Linked DNA regions of Homo sapiens: region 1 is linked to region 2. A link is a loop called in an ENCODE intact Hi-C map of the cell type or tissue named here. Cell type or tissue: IMR-90. All regions are shown on one strand. Each heading gives the region's core, and the rest is flanking DNA. Links, peaks and the distances in the headings are about the cores only. Region 1 overlaps CWC27 (CWC27 spliceosome associated cyclophilin). Region 2 overlaps CWC27 (CWC27 spliceosome associated cyclophilin).

The links. A loop is a pair of places that touch in the nucleus more often than their neighbours do. Peaks named below come from ENCODE experiments on the same cell type or tissue, not always from the same donor. Only the 100,000 strongest peaks of a DNase experiment are listed, where the experiment ranks them.
Region 1: a loop joins it to region 2, with 1.8 times the contacts of the local background. A loop is called at or near these places in 2 of 110 quality-filtered maps.

What each region holds. Positions count from the first base shown.
Region 1 is chr5:64,860,206-64,877,281 of GRCh38, reverse strand. All of the region lies in intron 10 of CWC27 (CWC27 spliceosome associated cyclophilin), which reads right to left. Among named protein-coding and RNA genes, the nearest start is that of CWC27, 100 kb to the right of the region's middle. In IMR-90, for the core only: no CTCF peak of the experiment used is centred there; a DNase peak (open chromatin) is centred at 7,711; H3K27ac peaks cover 166 bases.
Region 2 is chr5:64,913,744-64,930,819 of GRCh38, reverse strand. The region is part of intron 11 of CWC27 (CWC27 spliceosome associated cyclophilin); the gene reads right to left. Among named protein-coding and RNA genes, the nearest start is that of CWC27, 150 kb to the right of the region's middle. In IMR-90, for the core only: no CTCF peak of the experiment used is centred there; a DNase peak (open chromatin) is centred at 7,329.

The DNA of each region.
Region 1 (17,076 bases), core at 5,500-9,499, 53 kb after region 2:
CCTCTTGTTCCTTCCACGTTGCTGCAAATGATAGGATTTCATCCTTTTATGGCCAAGTAATATTCCATTGTGTATGTACACCACAGTTTCTTTTTCCATTCATCCAATGATGGACTCTAAGGTCGACTCCACATCTTGGCTATTGTGAATAGTGCTGCAATAAACATGGGGGTATAGGTATCCCTTTGATATAACAATTTCCTTTTCTTTAAATAATATCCAGTAGAGGGATTTAAGCTGAATATCTTCTATACAACAGGAGATACTATAAATAAATAACTACATAAGAAAATTTTTATTACTACAATGTCAACATATTTACAATTTTTATAAGATCATTCGTTATTACTTGATTGAAGTAGTTTTTTAAAATCCTGCAATTATTTTTTAACTGTGCAGCTTTTGAACATGCGATTGAGGATTTAAAATGGAAATGTCAAGTATCTTGCATAACTGTCAGTCTAGTTTTTATTTTTTCCCAGATGCTTTTTTCATTTTCTCCAGTTTCTAGGAATGTGCCTTAGGAAAACTTCTAGTTATATCTATTATTTTTTCTTATGTCACGAGAAATATTATTTTAATATAAGGGTGATGAAGTCAAGCACTGATCTTCTCTAATATTCACATTTAAAAAATTGATGAAGATTATCAAGACCTGAGTGACATGCTGTTGGAGAGATCTTAAATCTACATAAATGGAATATGTGTTAGTTTCTTATATATGATGGTAAATGAACTTGCTTAGAGGCCTTGTTAAACAAGCTGATGGCTAAACACATGCCCATTACAGACTATTGTTTCTTGGACCACGGATGTAGCACTTGCAGTTAGTTTAAGCCTGCTATTTCCCAACATCTGATAAGAATTCATAACACATGGAAATGATTGAAAACCAAACAGTATACCCTTCATGGTCTTTAGCCTGCTGCTTTAATCACAAAGATATCCAATCTGTTTGTAGTGAAACAGCAGCTTGGCTGTTGATAAAATCATAAAATAGCTGTAATAAAAGCCCATCATATGTATTAAAATTATAGATGTTTCATACAATTTTTAGACTTACAGTATCATCAGCTGTAGCAGAGATGTAGGTTCACCATATTTCAAAAAGTGCCAAAATGTACTGTAGTTTATACACACATTTTGAAAATGTATACTTATATCATGCAAATATCTAACAAAAGTTAGTCAATAAAACTCCACTCTGTGTTCGAAGCTCTGTTCTACCTATTACTAGCAGTACCGCATTGGACAACTAAGTTAACCAATGTAAGCCTCAGTTCACTCACCTAGAAATGAAAAGAATAGTAAGGTTGTTGTAAGAAAGAACTAAGATTCTATGGAAATTATTTAGCATACTTAGCATAGTACTTGGCCCAAGATAGTACTAAACAGAAATTTGCTTCTCTTATTATTATTGCTTTCACCTCCACCACTACCACTATTCCTATTCTTGCTATTTACAGAATCTATTAATGACAAAATGAGATCTCAGTCTAACAAAAGAGATTAAAAAGGCAAGTTTTTCCATTGTTTCCATGGAGATACAGATTTCAAAAGCACAGTGATTAGTTTTTGTGTTTGGGGCACTGCTTAGATTAAATATATGCTATGCAAGTGAGAAATGTAACAGTTTTAAAAAAACTAAAAATTACAAAATTCCCATATCCTAACTCTGGTCACTAAATGCTTCAAAGTGAATTGCTTATTTTCTTTCATTATAACCTAGCTGAAAAGGTAAGGAATAAGCGAGTCAACAAAGAAATGCATACATACTTAGAAATTCTATGAGGGAGGCTAACAGAGAACCTACCTTATTTTAGTCTAAGTGATCCTGAAAGGTATCTATCAAAAGATAACATTTAATCTGAGAGCTAATGTTCTATGTGCCCTTTATAATCTGCTACACCATTACTTACGAATAAAAAGACTATATCCATATCTTTAAATATATTGTAATTTAGAAAGAAAAGGAGAAATCTAAACACACTTGTATATAGCCTTTAAACTTACAATCTTACTCCTTCCATATGAAAGATCATATGTATTTTTAATGAAAAGATTAGAAGTCTAATGTAGATGACCCCTAATCTTTGTAAGATCTCTTTCAAATCTTAGAAAATTTTATTCTTTTTTTCAAAACACACTAAACAGTGTATCTTAAACAAAATCATAAAGTGCCAATAATATCAGTAGGTGATATTGCTATTCTGTCTAAGCACCAAGTAAAAATCTCAGAATCAAATATGTTATTTCATAACAAAAACTTGGCTTAGCCAAGATTTCACAGAAGTGGAGTACATTTGCTGTGGCAGAAACCCAGTCTTTAGCCAAATGTCTATTTCACAATCCAACTTTACAAATGATATTAATTCAACATGAAAAACAAATTTGACTTCCATTTCTAGTAAGGCAGTATACTAGATAACCTGAAAACTCTCTTGTGACTCAACACATAGAAGTGCTGAATAGAGTACATTTTTAAAAACACCTTTAAATACATATGTTTAGCTCACTAGAAATCAAGGGCAATATCCAGGGTTTGGAAAATGAGGAGGGGGACTGAAAACCAGAGCAATAAGCATTGGAACTGATAGTTGAACACTCTGAGTTACTGGTCTCAGGAACCTAGAAATAGAGATTTTAACAATCACAGGCATGGTGGTGCGTGTCTGTAACTCCAGCTACTCAGGAGGCTGAGGCAGAAGAATCGCTTCAACTTGGGAGGTGAAGGTTGCAATGAACCAGGATTGTGCCACTGCACTCCATCCTGGGTGACAGGGCAAGACTGTCTAAAAAACAAACAAAAAAAAGCATCGGCTGGGCACGGTGGCTCATGCCTGTAATCCCAGCACTTTGGGAGGCTGAGGCAGGAGGATCACGAACGAGGTCAGGAGTTCGAGACCAGCCTGTCCAACATGGTGAAGCCCCATCTCTACTAAAAATACAAAAATTAGCCAGGCATGGTGGCACATGCCTGTAATCCCAGCCACTCAGGACACTGAGGCAGGAGAATAACTTGAACCCAGGAGGCAGAGGTTGCAGTGAGCTGAGATTGTGCCACTGCACTCCAGCCTGGGCAATAGAGCAAGACTCTGTCTCAAAAAAAAAAAAAAAAAAAAAAAAAGCATCAACAATAGACTAGATCAAGCAGAAGAAAGAATCTCAGAACTTGAATACAGATCTTTTGAAATAACCTGGTCAGACAAATATCAAGGAAAAAGAATTTTTAAATGAGCAAAGCCTTCATGACACTTGAGACACCATAAATTGACAAAACATGTGAATTATCACACATATTTACAGTCAACTGATTTTCAACAAAAGCACCAAGAACATACACTGGGACAAGAATACCCTCTTCCAGAAATAGTGCTGAGAAAACATGCAGAAGAATAAAACTAGACCCCTATCTCTAACCATATACAAAGATCAACTCAAGATGGATTAAAGACTTAAACATAAGACCTAAAACTATAAAACTACTAAAAGAAAACATAGAGAAAACACCTCAGGACATTGGTTTAGGGCAAAGATTTTTACATCTAAGACCTCAAAAGCACAGAACAACTAAAACAAAAATAGACAAATGGGACTATATTAAACTAAAAAGCTTCTGCAAAGCAAAGGAAATAACTAGGTGAACAGACAACCTGTTGAATGGGAGAAAATATTTGCATACTACTCACCTGACAAGGAGCTAATATCCAGAAAATACAAAGAATTCAAACAACAATAAAAAAACCCAATAATCCTATTTGAAAATGGGCAAAGGATAGGAATAGACATTTCTTAAAAGAAGATATACACTACCTTAATTTAAGAGAGAAGGGTCTATTGCTATAATACTTTGAATTTTGGTTTAGAAAAGGAACTACTATTTATCACAGAGAAGACCTATTTATATTTAATATTTTTATTAGAAGGAATGTTGTTTTGTTACTTAATTGATGTATTTTAAAAATTGAAATACTATTGTTCAATTTATTAATATGCTATATTACATTAATAGACTTCCTTTAATTGACTGACCTTTACTGTCCTTGGAAAAAAGCTTTCTTTCTTTGGCTATTTTTAAAATAATGCTTCTAAGTGAACGAAACAAAACAAAACGAAAAGCTTATGCATTCCTTTTGTACACCTTCCGTGTTCACAGAATATTTTTAGGTGTGTTGTTATTTTGGGTTTCTATTTTCTTTTCTTTCTGCTCTATTGCCTTAATTTTTTATACTGAGTAGGCATCATTTTCATGAAAAACTGAAGTCATTAGGAAAAATATTAATGAACCACATTTATCACAGTATCCAACACTGTGACTCAGTATGTTGTTGGTGCTAAATAAATATAGGCATACACTAAGGGAGAAAGAGTACAGAATACTAATCTGGGACCCATCAGAGGGAAATGTGGGGGTTTGGGAAGAGGAGAAATTTTGTTGTGAAGACAGACGTCTAAAATATAGCACACAGAATAAAAATCACTGAGATAAGAGCATCAGATAGAATGATGTCGATCAGGATTTAAAGAGGATGAGGTCATTTTTGTGAAAGCCATACTTGGTAACAGATAAGCATTATGTAAATTCTTTAAGATTTCCCATTTCCTATAGTGTTCTTGCCTTGTTAAATTTGCTTTACCGACATCAAAACACTTTCAACATTATGTAAAAAAATGAATATATGGACAAATGATTTAAATATAGTACATGGTATAGATTAAATAAGAAAAAAATGAGGTGGAAGTTTCTCTGGCATTCATCTAGACTTTCATCGGCATGTATCAAAATTATATAAAATGGCTTCTAGGATATCATAAAGCTTTACAAAGCGTTTCACAAATGAAGCTGCATATAAGTGATCCTCTTGAATTACTGAAGCTTTTCACGTTTAGGAACTTTTGGCCCTGCCTCTCTCATACAGTGCAGGTACAGACATTGAAGTGCCTCCTTCCCATGCAAGCCCATTCCACCTGGGTCCTGAACCAGTTATGCATGAGAGATCTATCATGAGCATCTATTCAAGAATAAGGCATAAAATGAGTCATTCTGTTTGAGTCACATCTATTCCTCCTAAAGCACTCCTCTCTCTTCCACTTCCCTTCTCCTCATAACTCAAAGTCATCCTTCAGATCTCAGCTTCCATGCCATATTCTCTGCAAAGACTTTTCTGAACTCTCAATACTGATGCACAAGCTCCCTATATTTATCCTTACCTTAGGTCTATAATCAAGTATACCTAAATGTGGCCTTCCTGATAATAACAACACAGTATGATGTTGATGATGATACTATTGTTATGATGCATTTTTCAAATTCTAAATCCAGGCTCTTTCCTCACTGCATGGGTTGAAGTTTCCAAGTCTCCCAGGAAGTATTTTGCTTGCTTTTTCAAGACAGAAGAGCAATTAGATAAACAGTGCTTTTGCTCACCTGACCTTAAAATTTGCCTTTTCTTACTGCCTTGTCTAACTGATAGGCTTGGACTCTTTTGGTACAGATGCCTGCCCAAATCAAGTGTATCACATCTTTTTGGCCTTGGGGCTCTGTGATTTGCTTGCCTGGAAGTCCCTGCCCAAACTAGAGCCAGAACAATATTTTAAACAATATTTAAAGTGATGAGAAATTTGATCTCATCACTTCAATGCTACAGTGACCCTTAATTCTCAAAGTCCAAACTCCTTAAGACTGCAAGGTTCTTCATGGTCTCAGCTCTGCTTCATTCTCCATCTTTATCTCTTGCCTCACTTTTTGCATGCATTCCCACATCCTAAAATCCTGTTAGTTCTCAGAATGTATAATATAATCTTTAACATCTATTCCTCATGACCTAAAACACTCCTCTCTCTTCCACTTCCCTTCTGCTCATAACTCATAGTCATCCTTCAGATCATAGCTTCCATGCCATGTTCTCCATAAAGACTTTACTGGACTCTCAATACTGATGCACAAGCTCCCTATATTATCCTTACCATCAAGCTTATCATATTGTATTTTAGCAGGCTGTTTATTTTCTTTGTAATCTCCAGTAGTCCAATAAAACTGTATTCATTTCACTTTTGCAACTCCAATAATTAGCACCAAATCTGACATAAAATCAGCATTCAATACTCAATAAATACATTAAACCAAACTAAATTGTTGGTAGTGCTAATCATTCTTTGAGATTGCCTAAAGCTGCAATTTTTTGTTATTATAATATCATGGGATTTTTTTTAAAGGTATGAAAAACAATTCAGTTCTCTCAAGCACTGGCAAAATGTATCATTGCTAAATGTGTGTACCCTTCCACTCAGCAATTCTATATACTTATCATAAGAATCCCAAAGTGCTCAAGCTCCTTGTCAAGCACAAAAGAAGAATGTAATGGGTGTTCATGACAACACTGTTTATAAATATAATAAAAGCAAATAATTATTCAGTTTATATAAAATTGTATGTTTGTGAATATATGTGTACATGCCACCAAACAAAAACAAAGATTTGCAAGGTGGTTTACCAAAATGAAAACAATGGCTAGCTCTGTAGAATGCAATATCACATGACTTAATGATTTAATAAACTATTAATTCTGGTTATAAAGAAAAATTTATTTCTGTTTAGAAAAAAAGAAGTTTCTTTTTTGAGGGGAATATTTCAAATAATTTTCCTTGAACAAATTTGGTAGACATTATGATTCATCATTCTTTCTGTGCTCATTTCTAAAATTAAAAGAAATCATCATTGTAAAGTTAAATTTAATCAAATAAAAATACTCCAGTGTTCAAGACACTTAATGGATCATGTATTTTTTTTTTTTTTTTTAACCAATTTAAGAATCCACTTGTTAAAACATTTTGATTTCTACCATGATCTCATGCAAAATCTCAAATATTTTGGAGTGACTATATTACGTTAAGAACAAAAAGTGTGACATATTTGAATGCTTATGCAACACAGATTTTTTATTTTTGCAGAATAAATTTTACCACAGGGTGTATTTCAATTTGTACTAAGTAACACATCTATAACTACAATGACAGCATTGAGACTTTTAAAAAGGTTTCTTAATATTTCCATGGCAATTTTATTAACCATGATGAGGAATAAACTGGCTGTATGAATTTAATAAAACTGCAAGTCCAAATCACTCAAAAACATTTTGCTCAAATTTGATATCACCTCCCAAAATTCAACATTTTGGGAACTACACTGATATATGCTTCTGTTCTGGGAATTATTCAGCTCTTGCATATGGCCACTATGCCACTACAAGGGTGTTTTTGGGGAATTAATACCTTTTCACTCTCATTTTTTAGTTTTTTTTCCCCATCCTAAGAGCCATGGGGGCAGGGGATAGGCAGAGGCAAGGAATCAGTAAGGAGAGAAAAGGGAAGTTTTTGTATTTTTCCAACTGTAACAAGAAAGCTCCTACTTTAAGGGGAAAAAAAAATCCCAAACTGAGTTTTCTTTCCTCTCTAGCCATCTAGACACATAAAACACATAATATGGTATAAAAGCTTTTTGGATACAATAGACACAAAGCCACAGCAGGGGTCATCATCTGTGTTTCTTGACTTTTGTAAAAACTCTCACCTATTATAGTGGCTTAAAGATTTGCTCTACATGAATCTGCACATTCTCTGCCTCTGAAACCCTAATTGGCATTTAGCTGAAAATAAGCTTTATCCTCAGAGTCACTAGTGACTGGATGCAAGAGCTGACTCATTCCTAGGTCACTGCTGTAGAAAAGGTCAGTTTTTCTTTTCCATAAGGCTTCATAGACTTAACTTCTCTGTGGGTTTCCTACTCTGTTACCACCTGGCAGACAAACAGGACCAGAAAACTTGCTTGAACTGTGCTAGACCGACCCTTCAAGAAAATAAGGACAAGATGTGAGCCAGGAAAAGCACTTTGGAAACTGCTTGCACCTAATAAAAACATATTTTTAATTTAGCTAATATAAAATCCAAAGTAGTTCAGCCCAAATAGAAAAGATGCTTTATTTATATTTATGTGGGTTCTTAACTTAGGTTTGATTCATGCTTCATGCATGAAAACTACCATTTTATAGAATACGGTGAACAGCTGGCCTACATATACCTCTACTGTTCTTCATTAAACCAAAATGAGATACATGGCAAGTTTCAGTATTTGCCCTTAATTTTATGAATAAACCAAAATTTTCTTTTATGAAGTAAATTTATTAAAAATTGTAATTGATAAAGTAATTAATTAGAATTTCACATGGCTTTCTTTTCCTCTATTCCAAAAATGTTCCAAGTCCTGTTCCAAGTATGTGTACATACACATATACCTTCTCATTGAATCCTCACATCAAATTCTAAAGGGATGTTATTTTTACAAGTGGGAAATTGAAGAGAGGCAATGGTGTGGAAATTTGACAGAGGGAAGGGTATATGCAAAGATGATAAGGTAAGAAACAGCAAGGCAATGAGGCAACGCTTCAGCTTACGTGAAACATGCTATACGACAACTAGAACTACAAAAAATACACCTGAGGAAACAAAAATTGATATATTTCACACTCAATACAAAAAAAAAGTTTTATTGGCTATATGAACTTGAAGACCACTTAAGAAAATAGGGTCAGGTTGAAAGCAGTTTCAATGGAATATAGTTTAAGCAGTAATTCCAAAACGTTAGCTGATATCAGAATCACCTGAAGGCTTGTTAAAACACAGATTGCTGGTCTTTACTCCCAGAGTTTCTGATTCTGTGGGTTTGGGGTGGGGCCTACACCTTGAGAAACAGAATGCTGCTTTGGGGACAACACTCTGAGAACCAATAGAACAAGAACAATGTTACGTATGTAAGTCTGAGACTTTATTAATATTTTCTTAGCTTTGAAAACAAACTTAGGAGATAAACAGAATTAGTTACTTTACATTTGATCAAACTTCAATATTTATCATTGGAAACACTAAAAACTTAAGAGGCGACTAGGAAATACTTAAGAAAGTTTTGCTTTCAGGTAAATTCAATAATAAACAAACTCAGGTATTTTCCAGGGGCCAGAGGAACACAGGTGCCCCTTTATAAGCTAAATGTTCTTTCATTGTTGCAGTTAGCATAGAGTTTTCAGAACGACTTTTCTTATATGTGGGTTAGATGGGGATGGTATATTCTGGGTGAAGAATGTAGTCTTCTAGAATCTTGGCAATTTCTTGATGAATTTTCAATGTATTGCTATTAGCTTTGTGGCTGATACTCCACTCTGATTTTACATTTATTCAGAATCTGCAGCACAATACTATTGTAGTTCAAAAGGAAATAAATCTGGTATGTGATATGTCAGTATCTAAAGCTAATATAAACAACAACAACAACAACAACAGCCCCCCCCCCAAACACAACAAAGATTGACAACAAATGGGTTCTGGATTTATCTCTTGAAGTTGTATTCCCCTTCTTCCTTTGAGGAGCCTTCCTAGCTCTGGGAAAGAAGATGTTAGTGTTAGAGATAAGCCCTAATGTTGTGAATTAAAAGTAACCTCCAACCCTCACTATGCTTAGGTACCCTAGGTGGGGTCTGCTATGTCTTTCAGTGGACTATGGCTCAGACTTCACACATGAGGTCAGGTCTTCTTAAAAAGTGCTGGAATATCATGGCTGATATTACTTTCTCATGTTCCATCAATTTGCAAGGCAATTCCTTATAACTCACAGGAGGCTTGTCCTAATGCCTAACAAGGCTTTCTTTGCCAGGACCTCTGACTTACTCTACAAACTTAGACTCACTGCAGTCTTACCGCATGGTTCAGATTCTGATTGGCTCCGTTATGCTAGTTGTTAGGAATAAGTTAACAAAGAAGCACTGACGGCTTTATTAGGAGATCTCAACATCTACTTGAAAAGTGTGTCGATAAAATAGAAACTTATTCTTGTTAAAGTAAAAATTCACACTGTAATATCTATCATAAAACTTTACAATATATCAATATACAGTAAAACCAACAATAATATAATAATACCAAAAGCAAGCATCAGTTATATCCTCCTATTTCTAAGTCCTGCAAGGGAAGATCATAAGCTTTGCAACCAGAATATGGGTTAAAGTCCTGGCTCAACACCGCACTAGCTGTGTGACATTGGAAAAATTTATACAAAACTTCCTGAGGTTGCTTTCTTATATGTGAAAAGGAGGAATATCCACAATGGTGTTGGGAGTTTGAACAAATCTTGATTCTCTTTTCTTTTGAACATTCTTAAAACTAACCCAAATTGCTTCCCTTTTTGCTAGGAGCTGCTAAATTATATATATCCATAATCCTCAGGTGTGTGAAATGTTTATACATATTCACGTAGAAAATGTCAAAGCAAAAGTGTCATACATTTTTCCTACATTCCTCCTCATACCTTGTAGTGAGTGATCAAAGGTGTGGGCTCTAATCTATAGAACACTTTATCTGATGAGAACAGAATATACATTCTTCTCAAATGCATATGAAACGGTCTCAAGATTGACAATATTCTAACACATAAAATGGGCCTCAATATATTTAAAGCATTGAAATCATATGATGTTCTCCAACCACATGGAATGAAATTAGAAGTCAATAATAGAGAGAAATTTGGGAAATTCACAAATACGTGGAAATTAACAACATATTCCTAAACAACCAATGGATCAAAGAAGAACTCACGGGGAAATCAAGGTACTCTGAGTTGAATGAAATGACAGCCCAACATACTAAAACTTACAGGATGCAGCTAAAACATACTTAGAGGGAAATTTATACCTGTAAGTAAATGCCTATGTTAAAAAAGAAGAAGGATTTTAAATCAATAACATAACCTTCTACCCTAAAAAACTAGAGAAGTACAGTGTACTGCTTTGTCACATCTTAAGCCTTAGGTAAAACATAAGTCATCAATACAGTTATTCTTATAGCCTAGTACTTTCCTGGTATTTTTTTCCTGCTAGGTACTATATGCCATATTTAGAAAAGAATCAACCAGTGATCTCTCTTGTCAATTACCAATTGGGAACTGTACTTCTGGGAGTCCTACAAGTTAATGTGATGATTTGGGGAGAAAAATCACCAGCTTTGGTTTCTGAATCATACGTTCAAATCATATCAGCAAAGTATGTGTACACATATAATCTAACTGGAGTCTCAGAGAGTGGGCAGGTCATGGGCTTATCATCTGCTTTATAGATATGAAAACCAAGCCTCTAATTAAAAAATCTCCTTGACAGACGGGTTCTCAAGTTCCAGTGACTTGTAAAATCTCTGTTATGTACATTTGTAATTATTTTAACTAAGGCTTTCTAATATGCTTTGGTTAAAATGACTTATTCTGAGTTCTAAACATTTTAAAACCAGATTCATTTTCTTGTAAGGCACACCATATGACAGATGTGGCTGGAAGACTTCAAAATAAGCAGAGCCATTAAAAGATGATTCAAGATGTACTGTTATTTTAACATTAATATTTCAAGAAGATAATGTTTATATATATGACTAGACAGATTCATCACATCCTGAAAAATATGCCCAACGTGACTCTTCTTTGCTCATTTGTTGGCTGTTAGAGCCCAGAATAATTACCAGTAATGCGTAGCTTTATGAATAAAACTTTAACATTATAAAGTAAAAAATCGAGAGATTTAGCCCTTAAACCAAAAATTAAACCATCTTCCCTCTAAAAATAAGGCAAATTTACTCTCAAGTTTATCCCAATAACAAAATTAACCAATGATTCAATCATTTAAATTCCCCTATTTGACATCACCGTTTCCAATCACATCCATTCCCAAAGTCCTACTTTATGTCATACCAATCTATATAAATTAGGCAAAATTATGTCAAATCCTATGCTATATCATGAATATCCTTTCTTTCCCTTTATATATTTATACCACAGAACACTTATAGGTGAATACTAACTAACTTCTACTATGGAACTTCAAAATAATTCTTCCAAAACTGAACACACAATTCTTAGAAAAAGACTGAGAAGTGGGCCATTTGGGCTCACTCCACTAGTTATTTGTGTGAGTTTGATGAAATCACAGTCTTTCTGAGGTTATTTATTCCCTGAATATTTAACAACCAAGGGCCACATCCTGTCTCACTGTAAATGTTAATGTAGTCTATTCAGCCAAACAAAGTAATACTTTTCTATGTTTGCTGTTACCCCAAGTTTTTTTTTTTTTAATGCCCTTAGCATGTTGCACTGTATTTTGTACCAGATACACAGTTGATGCATAATAAATATTTGTGGAATAACTATTTCAAAAATAATCTTAAACATTTTTCTCTTTGATCAACATTTCAATTATATAGGAGGCATACATTTTTGAGATCTACTGCACAACATGATGACCATGGTTAATAATAATGCATTGTATATGTCAAAATTGCTGAGAGTAAATTTCAAATGTTCTCACCATAAAACAAGGATATGAGGTGATGGATATGTTAATTAGCTTGATTTAATCATACCACAATATATACATATATTAAAACCTCACATTGTACCCCATAAGTATACACAATTATTATTTGTCACTTAAAATTTTTCTAAAAATGTATTTCTTAGTGACGAAATGCATTGTGAACCAAGGATTAGGATTAATCCACAATACCTGAGACCTACTAAAAACAACTTAAGTAAAAATACTACTTATCCTAATTCGGAAATTTATAACAAATAACACTAATTATGCCATAAAACATATTAACATATGGGTAGGTGACATCTGGGAAATTAACTTTTCAGGCTCTAAAGGAAGATATTAGAAAATATAAATTCAGAGGCTCTAATACTGTAGTGGGAGCATTTGTTGTTTGGGCCAAGCAGCACCCAAATAGCCTCTGTATTTTAAAAGAATCCCAAGGTAGTTTGAAGGCAAAACTGCCACCCACTTCAGAAACCCATGACCTGGAAAGATCTTATCTTATTCACTTGCCAGCCAGGGCATGCATAGATGACCTTGGCAGAGCCAAGGAGGTGCTCTTGCCCAGGACTCTAAATCTTGAAATATTGGAAAAGTAAAAGAGGCCGAAGTTGAGATGATTTGACTTTCAAAAAGAATAATGGCTATCATTTATGTAATCATATTGAAAATATAAAAATCCACGAGGCATAAATAATACTCATAAAAGATAAAGCCAGATATACAAATAAGAAAACCTCATTTGCCACCCTTAGAGGTGACTATCGCAATTGTTATTATAAAAAATTGGTAATAAAAAAATAAGAATTATGCAGGCTTTTCTACAGGAAGCATATCTCAAAATAATCAAAGCCTCAGTTGATGAGTGAAAGCTTTTCTTTATAGATGAATGCAAGATAATAAATATAAATGGAACGACAGAAAATAATTATTTTGCAACTCCTACTGAAGTAACTGATTCAGGACAAGAATCACCAATGGATGGCAAAATTTTTACATAAAGGATTGATGGGAAACTATATATTCATGTGATATCAAAGTATTACTTCATAGAATATCTGCTAAGAAAAGCATAACTCTAAATTAGAGAAGGGCTGAATGCAGTGTCTCATGCCTGTAACCCCAGCACTCTTGGAGGCCAAAGTGGGAGGATCACTTGAAGCCAGGAGTTTGAGACCAGCCTGGGCAACATAGTGAGGAGTGGCAAAAAATTTAAAAAGTAGCAAGGCATGATGGTGCGTTCCCATAGTCATAGCTACTCGGGAGGCTGACGTGGAAGGATCACTTGAGCCCAGGAGTTCAAGAATCCAGTGAGCTATGATCACACCACTGCATTCCGGCTTGGGAAACAGAGTGATATCCTGTTGTAAAGAAGAACAAGAGGAGGGGAGAGGAGGAGAGGGGATGGGAAGAGCACAGGGAAAGGGAGGGTGTAGGGGAGAGGAAAGGTGGGGAGGGCAGAGTAGGGGAGAACAGAGGAGGAGAGAAAAGAAACAAAATACCTGAATGTATTTTATTAGTCTTGAGTAAAAGAGAGGTAAGTAGACATCATACAAACCCTTAATTTAACACTGTAAGCAGTGTCGCCCATCACAGTATCACCCATCCCAAGAATGTTTAATCTGAACCAAGCTTTTAAATCTAACTTATAGGTAGCAGAAAATACAGATGATAGAGGAACAAGTTACATGATGCTACATAGAAAAAAATCTAACAAGTCCAGAACGTGAGTCATTCTATACAGGACAACTAGCCCAACTTTATCAAGTCAAAGGTATGAGAAAAATTAAAAGGGTAGGAGATACTGAATATTTTTGTCCTTCCCATATTCATATGTTGAAACTTAATTCCCAGTGTGATGGTATTTGGAGGTGGGGACTTTGGAAGGTGAGTAGGTCCTGAGGGTGAAGCCCTCACAAATGGGTTTAATGCTCTTATAAAAAATCCCAGAAAGGTTTCTTATCCTGTCCACCACATGAGGACACAATGAGAAGATGGCCATCTATGAACCAGGAAATAGGCCCTCACGAGACACCAAATCTGCTAATGCCTTGATCTTGGACTTCTCAGCCTCAAGAACTGAGAGAAAGAAATTTCTCTTTTCTTGTTTATAAGCCACCCAGTTGATGGTATTTTGTTAAAGTAGCTTGAATGGTCTAAAGCAAAACTCAAGAGACTAAAAAAAATTCAACATGTAAACCTTGACTGGATCTGGACATATACAGACAAGCTATAAAAAACATTTTGCAAACACCTGGGAAAATTTGAATATGGGCTGGGTATTAGATGATTATTAGGGAATTATTAATTCATTACATATATGAATTTTAGTATGGTTATATAAGTTTTTCCATTTTAAGGTATTCATATTCATATTTTTAGTGGTAAAACATGACTTCTGTAATTTATTTCTGTGTTGAAGTATTTTAATGCAAATACAGCAAACTATCAATCATTGTTTAATCCAAGTGATAAGTATATGAGTGTTTTCTTCTAGGGTTTTGTTTGTTTTTGAGGAAGGGTATATTATATTTACTTCCTGATATGCCTAAATTATTTTTAATAAGATAAAAGATTATTTGCGCTGGCCATAGTAGCATGGAGTCCATAAATATGCAGTGTGGCTGTGTCAGCAACTGCAGAGGCAGATTCCTAGTAGTTACATTGTCAGGTAGGCAGTGCCTTGCATCCTGACTCAGCCTGGCTCTTTGGCCTTCCCGTACATTCCGTGGGTTTGCTGATATCATTTTGATATATTCATTTGTGACTTAAATTAGCAGAAAGGATTCTGTTATATGGCACCAACAACATGAAGCAATATACTATTTACATAAACCTACTTGATATCTAGCGCTCTGTGCTCTGCACACAAAACTTTCCCCTAAAATGGATTTTTAAATCCTCATACCAAGATGCACAGGATAAATACATGTATCTATGTAACATTAGAAGAATGACATTGTATTAAAATCGTTATCATATTTAGTCTTTAAATAGCATGATATTGAACATTTCTTTGGAAAGTAATGAGAATGATAGTTTAGTAACCTATATTCCTATAGCAATGCAACTATTACATGGAAGTATAATGTAAGGCAGCACAATGGCAGTTGAGACCTGGTATTATGTTGCTGTTAATGGAAGCACATAGAAGGACCTCAGTTCTAGGATATCCATTAGAAACAGTACTTACTCAAGTCTCTTCATTGTTTTAACTTTATTCATATATTAAAGGTTAATGTGGCAAAATGTAACAATTCACATAAATAGAAAAAGCATATATAAAAATGTCCTTGATTTTTAAATCAATCACTAAGTACAGAGTACCTGATATGAACACAGAAGTGTGCTAAGCATGTTTAGTCAACTGTTTTGGTACATTGGTGGTTTCCAGTGAACCATCACTTACACATAAGTATAAGTGTACAAGTGATTCATACCCTTGTATAGTCTCTTCCCACATTGACTCTAGGCCTGACCATGAGATACCTGCTAAGAAAAAACATAACTCTATAATAGAGAAGATTGGTTTTATATATATATATATCTGATTTGGCCACACAAAAAAATTCTGATGCAAGAAGAGGCTTGATCCTTATTAGTATGGTGGTGAGTGAAAAAAAAAAATAAGAAGAGGCTTGATAACTGCTAGGACATTAGAGTTGATACTTTAGGAATATGTCTTCTTAGAAACCGAGACCACCATGTTGTGAAAAAACCAAAGGTAGCACATGGAAAAGCCACACATGGAGAACTAAGCATTTGGTCCAACAGGCAGAGTCAAGGCTTGAGACATATGACCCTACGGGTTGAAACATCCACGGAGTATTCTAGGCAGCTCCTAACCATTTGAGGAGCCCCAACTAAGGTCCCAGATATTGCAGAACATTATGAACCATCCAATTTGTACCTTATCCAAATCTCTGACCTAAAAAAATTATGAGCTGCTTGTTTTAGTTACTGAGTTTGAGGTCATTTTTACACAGCAATAGATAACTGAAACGGGATTATACTATAATGTATAGTTATTTGTATGATGATAACATACCAAGAGCACTCACAGTTTATCAACTAATTATATATTTTGATGAAATTCATTAATATTTCAAACTCTGCAGATAAAGAGTTGGACCAAAGTACTTAAAGTTATGAAGAAATACAAGTGTTTACAGTATAACTTTAAAACACAGTTATATATGCAAAATACTCATTCAAAAATTTTATAAGAAATTTTAAGCCAGAAAGACTGATGTTATATCAACAGCATTAAAAAGTAGAGCTGATCCTAATGAGTTACTTATGTTGACTAGGTACCCATCATAAAACATGGTCAAAACAGCCAAAAGTAAAACTGAAAATCTAACCAGAAAATCTGGAGTCTGACCTGGCATTTCAGCTTTATCCTGATATCTATCACACAATGGTGGTATGATTAGAAATCAAACCAAGGGCAGTTCATAGGGTAACACAGGCACTTAGCCCCAACAGTCGGGGTAGACAAAAGCTTTGTTTAGACAGATAGAGATGTTTTGTGTTTTGTTTACTATAAATGCTAATAATTTTTGCATTTTATTCATATTGAGGTTTTCAATATATTTAAAAATCTAGTATCATATTAAATATTGTAATTCTTCCATTAATTTTAATTCATTTAAATATCAGCAAATAAATAACA
Region 2 (17,076 bases), core at 5,750-9,749:
GGTACTGTTAAGAGACATATGGTGTCCATACGCTTCTCATTGTGGATGTTAATTCTGATCAGTCAGTCAAGGTGTTTTACGGTTTCTCTATTACAGATCAGTGTGCAACTAATAAGCAATTAGTGGGGAGACAGTTTGTGATCATGCCAATATACTGTTCTTCATCCAGCATTCCCTCTAGATTTAGTATCTATTGATCATTTTTGCCCAAACTAATCTTTACTATGACAATGGTGATTTTCCAATTCCACCACTCTCTTCACATTTATTGTTTGTTATCTTACTGTAAGGAGACTTTCCTTCTCTTCTAAGTATTCATTCATTCATTCAGATCCTCATGGATTCATGAATTCCTATTTTTCTACCCAATAGTTCAAATTTTTTTTATTGGTTTCAATGATTGTTTTTTGCACTTTTTATCAAGATAAAATTCACGTAACATGAAACTCACCATTTTAAAGGGTGTAATTCAATGATTTTTAGTATAATCACAATGTTGTAAAACCGTCACCACTATAATTCCAGAAAATTTCCACCACCCCTTAAAAAAAAACACTACCTGTTAGCAAAAATACCATTAGCAATCAGTCCCACTTCTCATTTTTCTGCATTCCCTGGCAAATACTTACTTTCCTTCTTTCTCTACAAATTTGGATCTGCCTATTTTGGACATTCCATATAAATGGAATCATATAATTCATGGTCTTTTGTATTCTGGCTTCTTTCATGTAGAGTAATGTTTTTAAGCTTCATCCATGTTGTAGCATGAATCAGTACTTTATTCCTTTTCATGGCTGAATAATATTTCACTGTACGAATACATCACAGTTTGTTTAGGCTGTTTTGTCTGGGTTGTTTCCCTTTTTTGTTTATTGTGAATAATGCTGCTGTGAATATTTGTGTACAAGTTTTTTTTTTTTTAAACACTTGCTTTCAATTCTCTTGGTATATATCTAGGAGTGTAACTGCTGGGTCATATGATAATTTTATGTTGAAGTTTTTGAGGAACTGTTAAACTTTTTTTCCAAAGCAGTTGTACCATTTTACAATACCATCAGTAATGTATGAGCTTTCCAATTTCTCCACGTCCTTGCCCATACTTGTTGGTTCCTCCGTTACCTTAAAAAAAAATTATAGTCATCCTACTGGGTGTGAAATAATATCTCATTATGGTTTTGATTCGCATTTCCCTGATCGCTAATGATGCTGAGCATTTTTCATGTGCTTATTGTCCATTTGCATATCTTTTTCAGAGAAATGTCTATTCAAATGCTTTGCCAATTTAAAAATTGCATTATCTTTTTATTCTTGAGTTGTGTGTTCTCAATTATCTGAAACCCAAGTAATTCCAGATTTAACAGTGGAGGAGAGGCCCTTTCAAGATGGCTTCTAGGTTGTCTTGATGTGCCACCATCATTTTCAGGAGCACTCTTCCGCCCTCTCCCCACCCCCCTTTCTTTTTTTGTAGAACAGGTGGTCTGGTCTTGGGAATCAGTCATTTCTTCAAATTACCCTGGTTCCTTTCAGAGGGAAATGGTGTTAGAAACCAAGATCTGGGTGCTAAATGTACTCATTGCCACTGATTCTTTGCTTTTAAGTCCCTTCAGCAGTCAGAGGTAGGATATGCCTAAGAAATCATTAAGTTCATTCAAACCCAATCCATCCACATATACCAATCCATTCCCAAAAGTTTTTCCTCATCTTCCCTCATTCCACATTTTTATCTCCTTTCTTCTATAATGAGAACCTTGGCTCCCTACAACATCAACACATGTATTATTAACTAACTAAACTTTACCATATACATAAAATAGTTTTATAATTAGTATGTCTATAGTACTACAAAAAAAAAAAAGACAAAGCCTACTGAGAAAAGTTCAAGATTTGTTTACTGTTCTTTCCACATCCCTTGTGGAATAACATAATCAAATTTTTTCTTTTACCTCCCAGCAGTGTAACATTACTTATTTGAAACAAACTTGGATTTATTTGTTTCTACTTACATTCAGTTTTAGTTTCTCTTTCCTTTCCATGCTTGTTAATTTCTAAAATATTTAGAACAGGAATACATTTTTAAAAGACAAAACTACAAAAAAAGATAAACTCAGGTATCATTGCCTCCCTATCACTTCTACCTCTTCTCTATGCTGCTATTCCTTATAAAAATAAGCAACTTAATTATTTTCTGGCTTATCATTCCCATGGTTTTTCTGCAAACGTGTGTGTGTGTGTGTGTGTCACACTTTGTTGTGCACTTGGCTTTTTTCCCACTTACTTACAAAGAATAAAAAAATTAAGATCCTGAAAAGGCATTTTCTCAGATCACTAAGGAAGTGGTTAAATTATGACTTTTCCCCTAAGTTTATTTGAAGTCTTTAGCCTGCAACACAGAGATTGCTAAAAGAAGAAGAAAACTTTTTGACAATTAAAACCAAGCAGACTTGTCATTATCTAACATTATATTGTATACTTAAGTGAGTTTTCAACTGTTTATTTCTGCTATTGAAGAGTAAAAAAATGTATTTCAGAGAAGCAACTGAGATCCCTACATTGTAAGCTTAAAGAGTCAATGGTGATAAGAAAAAGAATCAAGTTCCTTAAGGGAATATGCAGACTGAGGAAACACAGTGAATGTGGGTGACTGTTGACTTTTTTTTTTTTTTTGAGAAGGAGTTTCACTCTTATCACCCAGGCTGAAGTGCAATGGCGCGATCTCAGCTCACTGCAACCTTGGCCTCCCGTGTTCAACTGATTATCCTGCTTCAGCCTCCCAAGTAGCTGGAATTACAGGTGCCTGCCACCATGCCTGGCTAAATTTTGTATTTTTAGTAAAAATGGGGTTTTACCATGTTGTCCAGGCTGGTCTCGAACTCCTGACCTCAGGTGATCCACCTGCCTCCGCCTCCCAAAGTGCTGGGATTACAGGCATGAGCCACCGTGCCCGGCTGACTGCTGACTTTTAAAAGAACAATTTCATTAAGGTTGAGAAGTTAATAATCTAGAAATCCAAAGAAATGATTAGGAGTTGTGGACAATGATTTGGGACTACTCTTCAGCAGTAGGTTTAATAGTGGAAGGCAGAGTTTGCAAGGGAGCACACAGACACAAGGATAAAAAAATTCTTTGAGGTCAGGGAAGAAATGAGCAGGGGTGAGGCAGAGGGGAAAAAGCAAGAGGATACAGACAGACTTTTGCAAAAGAAGGAGAAGGGAAAGTTCCTGAAGATGTGGAAAGTGGGGTGGGTGATTAGCCTTAAGAAGAACTAGGCACCCTGCCCTGAGACAAAAGACAGGCTGGAGAAATGTGTGGGGAAACAGAAGTTTGGTGGTAGAGAAGAGTAAAGCTGAAGAAGCTCATGTTATATGGCCTTTTCAGAAAAGTAAGGATGAGGCAATCTGTGAAGAAGAGGGGCAGGAGGCAGGGCTGGCACTGGAGAAGTAAGGCATGGAAAATGCCTGGCACAGAGAGGCCATCTGGAGAATGAACAATATAAACGTCACCATCTATAGTGGAATTTATTCAGCTTTGAGAGTTTAGTAATGTAATGTATACTTATCTAAGTTAAAATTGGTGATGTAAATAATAGTAAACTCTTGATTTTTCCCTATTTTAGTAGAATACTTGCCAGATTTACTAAATGATGTAACTGTTCTGAAACTGTTGGAATCCTATTATTGAACTAAAATTTTTCAGCTTTCCCATAAAGTCACAAATAATAATACATCAACCTCAACTAAAACCTGAATTTTAAAAAAATATAGCACATGGTAAATCTGGATTAGAAATATGTACATTTGTGATGATATATACACATTCTATTAAATGCATTATTTTAAACTAGTGATGATAATAACTATTTAAAGAATTCTATTCACTTTTGCAACCACCTAATAGAACAAACTGAATTGAAGTTTAATTTTCCATAAATATTGCTATTACATAGTAAAACTCACCATTGTTTAGGAACAGTTTTTAGGAATGCTTCTTGATTTTCAGGGCAAACTAAAGGAACCCACCTGCTCATAGTAGGAAAGTTAAAGAAGCTGAAATAGCACTGTCTGGGAAGAAAGTAGTATTTTTTTTTCTCTTTATTTGAAGTCTGCCCCAATAATGTGTTTTCCAACACTAATCTTACAACACAGAGATTTTAAAAACACATAAACCAACAAACATACATTCTGGCAACTAAAAACTAGAATTGCCATTATTTAACATTACATTTTTTATTTACGTCTTCATTGACTGAATTCATTCCAAGCCTGCTGGAAGGAGAATAGATACTTTCTCGTGCCTTGAAAAATGCGTAGAATATAATATAGTAAGCATTCAATAAATATGGATTAATTAACAGAAAGTCAAATACAAAATCCTAATGTACAGCAAGCAAGCCTGGGCAAAATAGGTCTTACTGATATGACTGAAATCTGTATTGTGGATTACTGAAAATTGGCTATATGTTTGGCTTACTAGATCAGTATTAAATATCTAAGATATATGAGAGTCAAGAATTTATAAAATTCCTTATTAAAGTAAGGTTAAAATTTTGTCTTGAGTAAAATATAGGGGTTTAAAATTTCATAAATAATGTGTATTTAGTTGAAATTAGGTTTAATTCAATGAAATACTTATTGTGAGCCTTCAGAGTTTATGATACAGATTGATGCAGAAGATTAATACAAGGCAGAATGTGGTAAGTAGCAAAGAAAGTTCACTGGGATAGCCAGAAAAATGTCTTTTAAAATGTATGTCTGATGCTGGGAGCTAGAACTGAAGATTGGTGAATCATCTTTCAAAAGAATCAGCAACCATATCTTTTGTGGGATTTTGGATAGGATCTAAGGTAGTTTAAGAAAGATTCATGAGGTGAAGGTGTTTGAGATGGTACATGAAGGACAAAAATCCCATAAGCAAAAATAGTAGAAGGTGCTCAGGCCAATGGAATCACAAAAGCAACATGACACACATAAGAAAGGGTGGGAGTATAGTCAAGGACCCATCAGAATAGATTGGGGAGAATATGGAATCTGTCTGGGGAAGTAATGGAGGAAAAGACTTGAAATACAGATTTTACTGCAGAACTTGAGGACTTTGTATACATGTAAAAACTGATTTAATCCTTCTGAAAATCATGTAAAGTTGGTATTACCATTGTGATGAACACACCTCTCCCTTTATCCCTAATTCCACGTGACTCTAGTCGTGCTGCCTCTATCTTTGGCTTGATAAATGGCACGTGACTCAGCACTGGCCAATAAGAGCCTTTAATTTCCCAGCTATAGTAATTGATTCAGAAATAGGCACATGATAGAATAATCAACAATGAGATGCTAAGAGATTTTTGTTGAGACCTCTAGGACTAAGGCGAACATTCTTCTCTACTGGATTAGAATCTGGGAAGACATGAGGAGTTGCTTTGACTATTCAAACCCATGAAAGGGAAAGCATGACTCAGAATGGAACAAATAAGGCTGGGTATGTGGAGGTTTGGGTGAAGATGTGTAAAAGCAGAATCAAGTGATGCAGACAAAAAGAGGAAATTCAGGTCTACTTGACATCATTTTAGCCTCTGACAAAGGTGTGCCTGAAATCAGTTCTACCTGTAGCCCCAGTGTAATCTTTTCAGCATAAGCCTGATTAGCCATTTGAAACTGTAAGATTCTTAACTGACAGAATATCATTCCCATTTACAAATAAAGAAACTAAAGGTTAGGAAAAATATAATTTGTCCAAGATCACATATGTTTTAAATAACAGATTTATTGCTTTAACTCATATTAGATGACTTCAAGCCCATGTTGCTAACTACACATTTCTTTATTTTGTGAATTTTCGTGTGTGTGTGTGTGTGTGTGTGTGTGTGTGTCTAAGAAAGACAGAGAGGGAAAGAGTACATCAAAATAACTTTGGTTAGTTTCTTTCGGTATATAAAAATAATAACTACCACTCATTAGCACTATGCTAAATGCTTTACATAAAATTTCTATATATGCCAATCATTAACAGCTTGTCCATACTCACTTCTAATGGAATCTTTCTTGTCCATAACTGCTGTTCCCTCTATTAGCCTCAGAAGCTGGCCAAGGGTGGCACATGAGCCATGTGTGCTCACCAGGGACTATAACGTGGTAGCCAGTCAAAATATGAGCTAGGCCAATTGGATTCCTTTCTTGGAAATATGAACTAGTTGGTGGTAGCAAAAGGATGTGCACATTTAGATTTGGGGTGATAATTTGACACCAGGAGCTACACAGAATTCTATAGGAGGATAAAAGAAGACTGCCGTTAGAAGGAAGAGGCTGCTGCAGATATACAGAAAGAATCAGAGATGCAAACAGAGACGTAGATTACATAGCTTTGCAAGGAGTTCAGTCTCAGATTCTGATCACATTTTATATTTCTACTCTTTGGTTTCTGTCTTTTGGTATTCATGAGATTCCAATGCATGCTTAGAAGAATCTCCCCTTTACATAAGCTAGCTTGAAGGGTTCTTGCACCATGAAATCAATAAAGTACAGACTAGAACAATATATCATTTTAGTGAAATATGATAGCAACCCATGAGGTAGTTATTTTCAAGATAAAGAAATAGGTTCAGAGAGTTCAAGTAAATATCCCAAGGAAACAACTAGAATGAGATGAAGCTGGGAGTAAAACCTAGGTTGATGTATCTTAACTCCACATGTATAAGACTAACTGGAATAGGGATATACCAGAGACAAGGAAACCAATTAGGAATTAATTACAGTATTTTAGGAAGAGATGGTGAGTGATGCAGTTAGAGCAATGGATGAGTTAACAGAAGTGAAGAAGTGGGTAAAAAGTGTATAAGATTGTCTATAAGGGTAGGGATGAGGGATAGCAAAAAAGTGAAAGAAGCCAAAGATGACACTAAAAAAATTTAATTTGGCTGATTGGAAAAAGAGTGGTACAACTAGTAATAGTAGTAGGGATTCAGGTCTGGGAATTATTATTATGAAGAAGAAAATACAGTTAATTTGGGTCGCTACTGGTTTTAAGGAAACTTTAAAAAGAGAGCTGAAAATGTTAGCTTGAAGCTAGAGTTAGAAAAATGAAATTGGGAAATATTTGTAAAGAAGTGACCTCACGGAAGTCTTTTCAAAACTCAGTAAATCAATATATAGCATGAATACAGATTTTAAAAAATTCAGATGTCAACTGGGAGAAATAGAACAAAGACGGCCGACTAGATACAGCCAGGAAAAACCTCTCCCATTGAGACAGACCAGAATATTGAGTAAACTAGCATAGTCCACACAGACCCTCTGACAGATGCACCGAGAGAGGTTAGAGAGATGACTCAGACACCAGGACTGAAGAGGGAGGAAGCTGGAAACCCCACATGAGGTTGCTGAGTGCTGAGATGCATCTCAAGCCCTTAATGGCTCCTAAGGAAGGGGTGGCTGTGATCTGTGTAAGCTGTTGGACCTGGAGGGAGCCCGACTGTCTTTCCCAGTCCTGCTGAGACAGGTCTGATCTGTACATCCTGTTGTCCAGTGGCCCCTCTCAGAGTCTGGTCTTGGCCATGTCTGAATGCAGCACAGCCTCAGATATCCTGCCAGAGTGCTTTCGCCAGTGACTACCACAATAGTGCTTTTACTGGAGTCCCCCACTGCCCCACCTCAGCACTTTTGCTGACAGCGTCCTGCTGGAAAGTGTTCACCTCTGACCTGCCACTGCCCCTTTGAAGTACATTTGCACCCCTGCTGCAGCACCTCCTACCTGTGGCACCTCCATCAGAGCACTTATGCACACAGCACCCTCAACAGAGTACTGTTGCCAGCAGCCTGAGAACATCTGGCACCAACAGCCCAACTGGGGCTTAACCTTGAGAGATGAGAGGGCAAAGCCATGGACCCAGTCCCAGCCACCCAGGGTTAGAGCACGCAGCCCAGGAGTGTGAAGCTGAGCCCGCGCCCTCCAAAAGCATCCAGAAACGAAGTCATTTAACTTTCCTAACTTGCACCACAGTCAAACCCTCAAGGACAATGAAGATCATAAAAATAAAAAGCTCTATCCAAAGGAAAACAACTTCAAAGGATAAAGGAACATCAGCCCCCACAGATGAGAAAGAACCAGTGCAAGAACTCTGGGAACTCTAACAGTCAGAGTGTTTTCTTATCTCCAAACAATCACACTAGCTCCCCAGCAATGGTTTTGAACCAGATTGAAATGGCTGAAATGTCAGACAGAATTAAGAATCTGAATGGCAAGGAAGCTCATTGAGACACAAGAGAAGATTGAAACCCAATCCAAGGAAAACAGTAAACTGATACGAGAGTTGAAAGATGAAATAACCATTTAAAGAAAGAACCAAACTGAACTTCTGGATATGAAAAATTCACTACAGGAATTTCAAAATACAACAGAAGCATTAACAAAATAGACCAAGCTGAGGAAAGAATCTCAGAGGTTGAAGACTGCTCCTTTGAAGCCACACAGGCAGACAAAAATAAAGAAAAAAGAATGTAAAAAATGAACAAAACCTCTGATAAATATGGGATTATGTAAAAACACCAAACCTATAATTCATTGACATTCCTGAAAGAGAATAAGAGAGGGTAAGTAATATGGAAAACATATTTGAGGATATAGTCCATGAAAATGTTTCCAATCTCACTAGAGAGATTGACATTCAAATTCAAGAAATTCAGAGAACCCCAGTGAGAAGCTATGTAAGACACAGTCATGAGATTCTCTAACTCAATGTGAAAGAAAAAATCTTAAAGACAATTAGAAAGAGCAGGTCACTTACAAAGGAAACCTCATCAGGCTAACACCTTTCAGCAGAAACCTTACAGGCCAGAAGTGACTGGGGGCCTATTTTCAACATCATAAAATAAAAGAAGTTCCAACCAAGAATTTCATATTCTGCCAAACTAAGCTTCATAAGCGAAGGAGAAATGAAATCCTTTTCAGACAAGCAAATGCTAAGGGACTTTGTTACCATTAGACCTGCCTTACAAGAGGTCCCAAAGGGAGTGCTACATATGGAAACAAAAGAATTCTACTTGCCACCACAAAAACACACTTAGGCATGTAACCCACTGACACTATAAAGCAACTATACAATCAAGTCTACATAACACACAGGTAACAACATGATGAGAGGATCAAATCCTCAAATATCAATATTGACCCTGAATGTAAATGGTCTAAATGCCTCACTCAAAAGGCACAGATTGGCAAGATGGATAAAGAAGCAAGACCCAACTGTCTGCTGCCTTCAAGAGACCTATCTCAAGTAGGATTACCCATAAGCTCAAAGTAAAAAGAGAAGGATCTACCAGGCAAATGGAAGACAAAAAAGAGAAGGGGTTATTCTGTACTTAAACTCGACGCTTAACCAACTGGTCTTAATAGAGATCTACAGAACACTCCACCCAACAAGACCAGAATATACATTCTTCTCATCTGCACATGGGAGCTACACTAAGACTGACCGCAAGCTAGGCCATGAAGCAAGTCTCAACAAATTAAAAAAAAATCAAAACCATACTAACTACACTCTCAGATCACAGAGCAATAAAAAAGAAATAGATACCAAGATGTATCAAAACCATACACTTACATGGAAATTAAACAACTTGCTCTTGACTGACTTTTGGGTAAAGAATAAGACTGAGGCAGAAATAAAAAATTATTTGAAACTAATGAAAATAGAGACACAACATACCAGAATCTCTGGAACACAGAGCAGTGTAGGGAGGAAATGTATAGCACTAAACAGCTACAACAAGAAGTTAGAAAGATCTCAAATTCATAACGTAACATTGTACCTAGAGAAACAAGAGCAAACCAACCCCAAAGCCTAGCAGAAGAATAACCAAAATCAGAGCTGAATTGAATAAAATCAAGGTGCAAAAATCCATAAAAAAGATCAATAAAATTAAAAGTTGGTTCTTCAAAAGATTAAACAAAATTGATAGACCCCTAGGTAGATTAACAAAGAAAAAAAAGAGAGAAGATCCAAATAAACACAATCATATATGACAAAAATGACATTAAAACTGACCCCACAGAAATACAAAAAATCCTTGGAAACTATTAGAGACACCTCTATGGACACAAACTGGAAATCTTAGAAGAAATGGATAAATTCCTGAAAACACACAGCCTTCTCAGATTGATCAGGAAAAAACTAAAAGCTTGAATGGATCAATAACAATTTCTGAAACTGAATTAGTAAAACAAGCCTACCAACCAAAAAATCCCTGGTCTAGATGGATTCACAGCTGAATTCTACCAGACCTAAAAGAAGAGCTAGTACCTTTTCCAAAAATTGAGGGACGGGGATTCCTCCCTAACTCATTCTATGAAGCCAGCATCATTCGGATACCAAAGCCTAGCAGAGACACAATGAAAAGAGAAAACTTCAGGACAATATCCCTGATAAACATGGATGTAAAAATCCTCAACAAAATACTAGCAAACCAAATCCAGCAGCACATCAAAAAGTTAATTCACCACAATCAAGTAGGCTTTATCCCTGGAATGTAAGGTTGGTTCAATATACGTAAGCCAATAAATGACGGGTGGGTGTGGTGGCTCACACCTGTAATCCCAGCACTTTGGGAGGCCGTGGCAGAAGGATTACCTGAGGTCAGGAGTTTGAGACCAGCCTGGCCAACATGGTGAAACCCTGTCTCTACAAAAAAAAGTACAAAAATTAGCTGGGCATGATGGCGGGTGCCTGTAATCCCAGCTACTCGGAAGGCTGAGGTGGAAGAATCACTTGAACCTGAGAGAAGAAAAGGGAATGCATAGAATACTGTTGATGGGAATATAAATTAGTTCGGCCACTGTGGAAAGCATTGTGGAGATTTCTCAAAGAACTTAAAACAGAACTACAATTTGACCCAGCAATCCCACTATTGGGTAAATATCCAAAAGAAAATCAATGTGTCTACCAAAAAGACAAATGCACATTCAGGATACAAAACAAACACACAAAAATCAGTAGCATTTCTATACATTGATAACAACCAAGCTCAGAGCCAAAGCAAGAACAGACAAGGACATGGAATCAACCAAGGTGCCCATTAATGGTGGACTGTATTTAGAAAGTGTGGTACATAGACACCAAAGAATACTATGCAGCCATAAAAAGAATGAGATCATGTCCTTTGCAGCAACATGGATGGCACTGGAGACTATTATCCTAAGGTAACTAACACAGCAACAGAAAACCATATACTGCATGTTCCCACTTATAAGTGGAAGATAGACACTGAATACACATGGCCACAAAGACGAGAACAATAGATACTGGAGACTGCTGGAGGTGGGGAGTAGGATGAGGGTGTAGGTTGGAAGGCTACCTATAGGGTACTATGCTCACTACCTTGGGATGGGATCATGTGTACACCAAGCCTCAATGACACCCAATTTACCCATGTAACAAACCTGCACTTGCACCCTCTGAACCTAAAATAAAAGTAGAAAAGAAAAAAATTTCAGTAATACACAAGTACAAAGTTAAGAAGTAAACACTATGTCTAATACTAAAAGAAACTGCTTTAGATTTCTAATTTTTCTCTGGCCAGTATTTATGGTGACAAATTTACTGGGCCCAAATGACAAAACGAAGCAACAAAATTATTTATTAATTTTATATAGGCAGCATATACGTGTGTACACATACATATAGAAACACAAAGAAAGCATTTATATCTTTAGAGATTATAATGTTTTAAATTGTACAGCAAAAATATATGGAAATCACATAATAAAAAATGACTTGTATTTATGCCCTGCATTTCTCCATGGAACTTAAAATTATTTAACAGACATTATCTCATTGTTTTAAGAACTGCTATGAAACAACATGACATTTATATAACACCATTCATTTTCAATAATCTTGAAGGGTTTTATAAACTCCGGAAGAATGGCTTTGCTCATGTTCAATGTGGAATCACTGAGGGATGGACGTGGAGGTGGGTGGGTAGAGAATTGGACAGGACTCTGGTAGATGTTCCATAGAACATAGCAGTAACATACAACCATTTAAGAAAGTGAGAGATACTATTATATTAAACAGAAAAAATGAAGAAAAAAGAGCAGAGAAGATCCAAGCTAAGATTGCATTACATTTGTTAAAACTGAGAAAAACAGTAAAGACCAACTGGTCTTATTTTAATTTTTGTATCTTAGAATAATATAGATACTTTCTAGATTAAAAAGAATTTAAGCATCATCTGCTAAATTAAGAACTCCATTTTCTTTTTTTCCCTTTTTGAATATATATACAACAGTTGTATATATTTTGGTGTACAACATCATGTTTTGAAATATATATTGGATGGCTGAATCAAGCTAATTAACACATACATTACCTCACATACCTGACACAGTTTTTTTTTATTTGTGGCAAGAATACTTAAAACCTACTCTCAGCAATATTCGAGGATATAATACATTGTTATTAACCATAGTCACCATTTTGTATAATAGAGCTCTTCAACTTACTCCTCTCTAACTGAAATTTTGAATCCTTTGACCACATCTTCCCAATCTGCCTTCCTGCCTAGCCCTTGGTAACCACAATTCTACTCTCTGAAGAACTCCATTTCCTACAGTGCTTTTTGTATGGGTAGTGGTCTATACTCCAACCATCAATAACATCTTGGATCTAAATTATTATTGATTTAATATATTTTTGGGGGGTGTCTATATTTTTTGAAGACACTTCCTCTCTTTCCTTCCCTGTTTGGACTGAAACTCAGATGCTAAAAAACAAATATTCACCTGAAAAATTTTTTTTTCAAGTTTTGTTTTGTTTTGAATTTATCGGGTATATTAATCAGGATTCTCCAGATATACAACCAATGTGTGTGTGTGTGTATGTTTGTGTGTGTGTGTGTATGTATCTCTCTCTATATATAAAAGAGGTTAATGGAGCCCGAGAAGTTTCAAGGTCTGCAGTCAGCAAGCTGGAGACCAGGAGCGCCAGTGATGTAGTTCCAGTTTGAGTTCAAAGGCCTGAGACCCAGGAGAGCTGATAGTGTAAGTTCCAGTCTGAAAGCCAGCAGGCTTCAGACCCAACAAGAGTCAATATTTTGGTTGAGTCTGAGAAGGAAGAAACAAATGTCCCAGTTCAAAGAAGATAGGCAGATGGAGTTCCTCCTTATTTGCAGGAGGATCAGCCTTTTTGTTCTATTCAGGCCCTCAATTGATTGGATGAGGGCCACCCACATTAGGAAGGGTAATCTGCTCTACTCAGTCTACCAATTCAAATGCCAATTTTATCACCAAACACCTTCACAGACACACAGAGAATAATGTCTTACCAAATACCTGGGCACCCCATCGCCCAGTGAAGCTGACATATAGAATTAACCAACACATCAGACAAAAGGGCCTCTGTTCCTTCCTTGGAAAAACTAACATAATTCAATTTTCCTGAAGCAGTTGAGAGCAATGGAATAATATATAAAAAGAAGATACTGCCAGATTCCCTACTTGGACAAGGAAATATGCCAACTAATGCCAGAGGCTCTAGTGCCTCACTTTGTCTCCACTAGTCACAATATGTATGCAGAGGCCTACCGAAGATGGATGGCACCTTGGATAAGAACACGTGTAGAAGTAGTGAAAATGCAGGGGAAGAGCTGGACATCACAAAATACTGCAAAATTAATCTCCCAGCCCATCATATAGTTATTAGAGAACACAGTCAGTTTTGTAGAGGAATGAGAACACAAGCCTTATAGGTACATGGGGACTTTGACTATCTCTTTAGCCAGCTCAGGGTAAAAAGGGTGACAACATCCCTATTAATCCTTCAAAAATACCACCTGAGGTCCTGAACCCAAAGATCACCTTGCAACAAAGAGCTACTAGTCAGTACAAGTCGTCTACTACCACTGCTACTACTACTACTACTACTACTACTACTACTACTACTACTACTAATACTACTACTGCCACCAAAAGTTACCACATATTTCAGAGGTTACATACTTTACATACTGTAACCTCGCAATAAACAAATGAACATGCCAATTTTACAGATGAAGAAAGTGAGGCTAAGAGAGGCCAAGTGTTATAGGTATGTTTTTGTTTGCCAAGTGTGTTTTTGACTCCTTCTTCTGATAACAGGTTCTGCCCCTGATGACAGAGTGACCCATGATCAATCAGCAATTAATATCTGTCTCTGGGGAGCTGGGTGTTCAAACAGGCTGGAAAGAAGCTAAGTGAGCTGTCTGATGATAGAACCCAGAACTAGTAGAAGAGTTTCTGCACTGAAGGCTCTGTGGTTGCCCCTGGTCTTTCGGCCCCTCCTAAAGTGTAACTATTTAGTGCTTAGTTCCATTTTGTGTGTTACCTAAGTATCCCATCCTATGGCTTAAATTGTACTTCATTATGGCCACGAAACATGAATACCTAGATACATTGTATAATTTATCCAAGATCACATAGGCCTAAATTGGAAAAGTTGACTCAAACCTAGGTTTTTCTGACTTTAAAGGCTGTACTCTTGACCATGATACTCCATTGGCTTTTGAAAACTGGTATTCTGTAATGCTACCTGCCACCAAAAGAAAGTAAAACATTCTCTTGATTTTATATCTTGGATTCTTTTGCAAAATTTTGGAAGATAGTTAAGCAAATATGGAAAATCTTGTAAAATTAGTCTATAAAATGTAATTTCATTGTTGAACGGGAAAATCTTTAGTGGGCATATTAAACTTGGGTTATTTGGATGTTGTATAAAAGGAACAGCCAAAGGTATAAGAAAATGGTACTTGAGCTTTGCTCTTTCTCAATCAGTGAGATGAAATGAGAACAAAACCTTTAAAAACCTTCCAGAGTAGCAGATGAACAAAGTGAAAAGAGCACAGGCTTTCTGTTACAGGTAAATACAATAGAAAGAACAAAACATTCAGATTCTTCCAGCTCCACAATTATATTACATAATCAAATCACTCTCTCCATGATACAGGTTTTCTTATTTGTAAAATGGAAAAATAGTATGTATTTTTATAGGGTTTTTGGGTAAGAATTAAAGTAAATAATACGTGTAAAGCTTCTACTATAAAGCTTGGCATATAGTAAGCATTTATGAAATGGTAGTTGCTATTTTTGGAGCTGTCATTAAACTGAGTCATGTGATGATGCTTACAGGGCCAACCAGAGAAGGCTGCTGAGAGGACCCTGGGAGTAAGACATAGTTGGGAACCAAAAGGATAAAAGTATCTAATGCATAAGAATGTTTAGTTATTTATTAGCATCTCTTGCCTGTCTGTGTGTGTTTAATCTTGTATGCATTGCTGAAATGTAACAGAGATACTGGAAAGTACACAAGTTAAAAAAGTATAGCTCAATGATTTGTCACAAAGTGAACACTCAGATCAGGCAAATCTGTTGTTTGCCAACTTTGCAGAAGCATCCCTGTTGCATGTCCCATTTGTTAACCTCTCTCTTCCCTATAAAAGTAACCATTATCTTTCCCTACGGGATAATCACAAACATTATTTTCTATATAATTTTATCACTTAAGCATGTGCTACTAAACAGCACTACCTAATTTTTGCTACTGTAAATATACAAGCCCATACTACCACTTCCAAAAAGTATTTGAACACCAAGTCAGTGAGTTCTTGAACAAACAAGGAGGGGATAGAGGAAAAAAACAAACTTTCTTCTGAAAACAAAAACAAACTACATTAATGTTTTTCAGATATGTGCCTAGTAATACTAAATAAACAAACACAAAACCCAAACCCAAAACACACTACTACTTAATTTTGTTTGTTTTCTTGTGCATATTATATAAAATGAAATCACATCATTTATATTCTTTGGTGTCTAGCTGCTTTTGCTCAACTTTATGTTTGTAAGATTTATCTACATTGTTGTGTGCAGCTATAGTTCTTTCATTTTCACTTGTATATAGTATCCCACTGGATGAATATACCACAATTTTTACCACTCTGTTGATGATAGATATTTGTGCTATTTCTTGTTTCTCACTATTAAAAATAATAATACTGAACACTCCTGTACATGTGCACATATGTCTGATAACTAGGTATGTAACGGTAGAATCAGTGAATCATGGACTGTGTGTATTTTTAACTGTGGCAGAAAATGTCTACTGTTTTCTAAAGTGGTTGCATCAATTTACACTCCCGACACCAGAGGATAAGAGTTCCAATGCTCCACATTCTCAGTAACAATTGCTACTGTTAATCTTTTTAGCTATTCTGAAGAATGTGTGGTTTGGCTCTAATTTGCATTTTCCTGAATACTCATGAAGTTGGACAAATTTTCTTATGATTAGTGGACACTAGATATTTTCCTTTGTGAAGCGCCTCGTGAAGTCTCTTGCCCGTTTTTCTTTGGGTTATTTATTTCTCTTATGATTAATAATCACTCTTTAGATATCCTGGCTATGCTGTATATTTCCTTTCCCATTTTGTGGCTTGCCTCTTCACTTATGTCAGGTATCTTGCTGAACAGAGGTTCTTAATTTTAATAGAGTAAAAGTTCAGCAAATGTTTCCTTTACGATTACTTCTTCTTATATCTTAATCCTTCAATCGCTACATGAAGGTCATAATGACATTCTCCTAAAATATTTTCTAGAAGTTTTATTGCTTTGTCATTCACATGTAGATCAACAGTCTATCTGGAATTAGTTTTTATGTCTGGTGTGAGTTAAAAGTCAAGTATTTTTCTTTCCTCAAATTAATTATCCTCTAATTCCAGCACCATCATGGAAAACATTCTCCTTTTTCCTTGCTTTTCAGCACTATCTTTTATGTGTGTGGGTCTGTTTCAGGCTCTCTATTCTATATCACGTGTCTATTTGTCAGTCATCATATCAATCCCACACTGTCTTATAACAAGTCTTGATATTAGATAGATAAAATAGTCTATCTCATTTTTGACTTTTGTTTTTTCCTCAATCTTGACTGTCTTTGCTGCTTACATTTCCCTATAAACTTTACAATAAGCTTATCAGGTTCTATAGAACCTGTTAGATTTTGATTGAAATTGCATTTAAAATATAGAACAGTTTAGGGGAAATATCTTTACAGTACTGAATCTA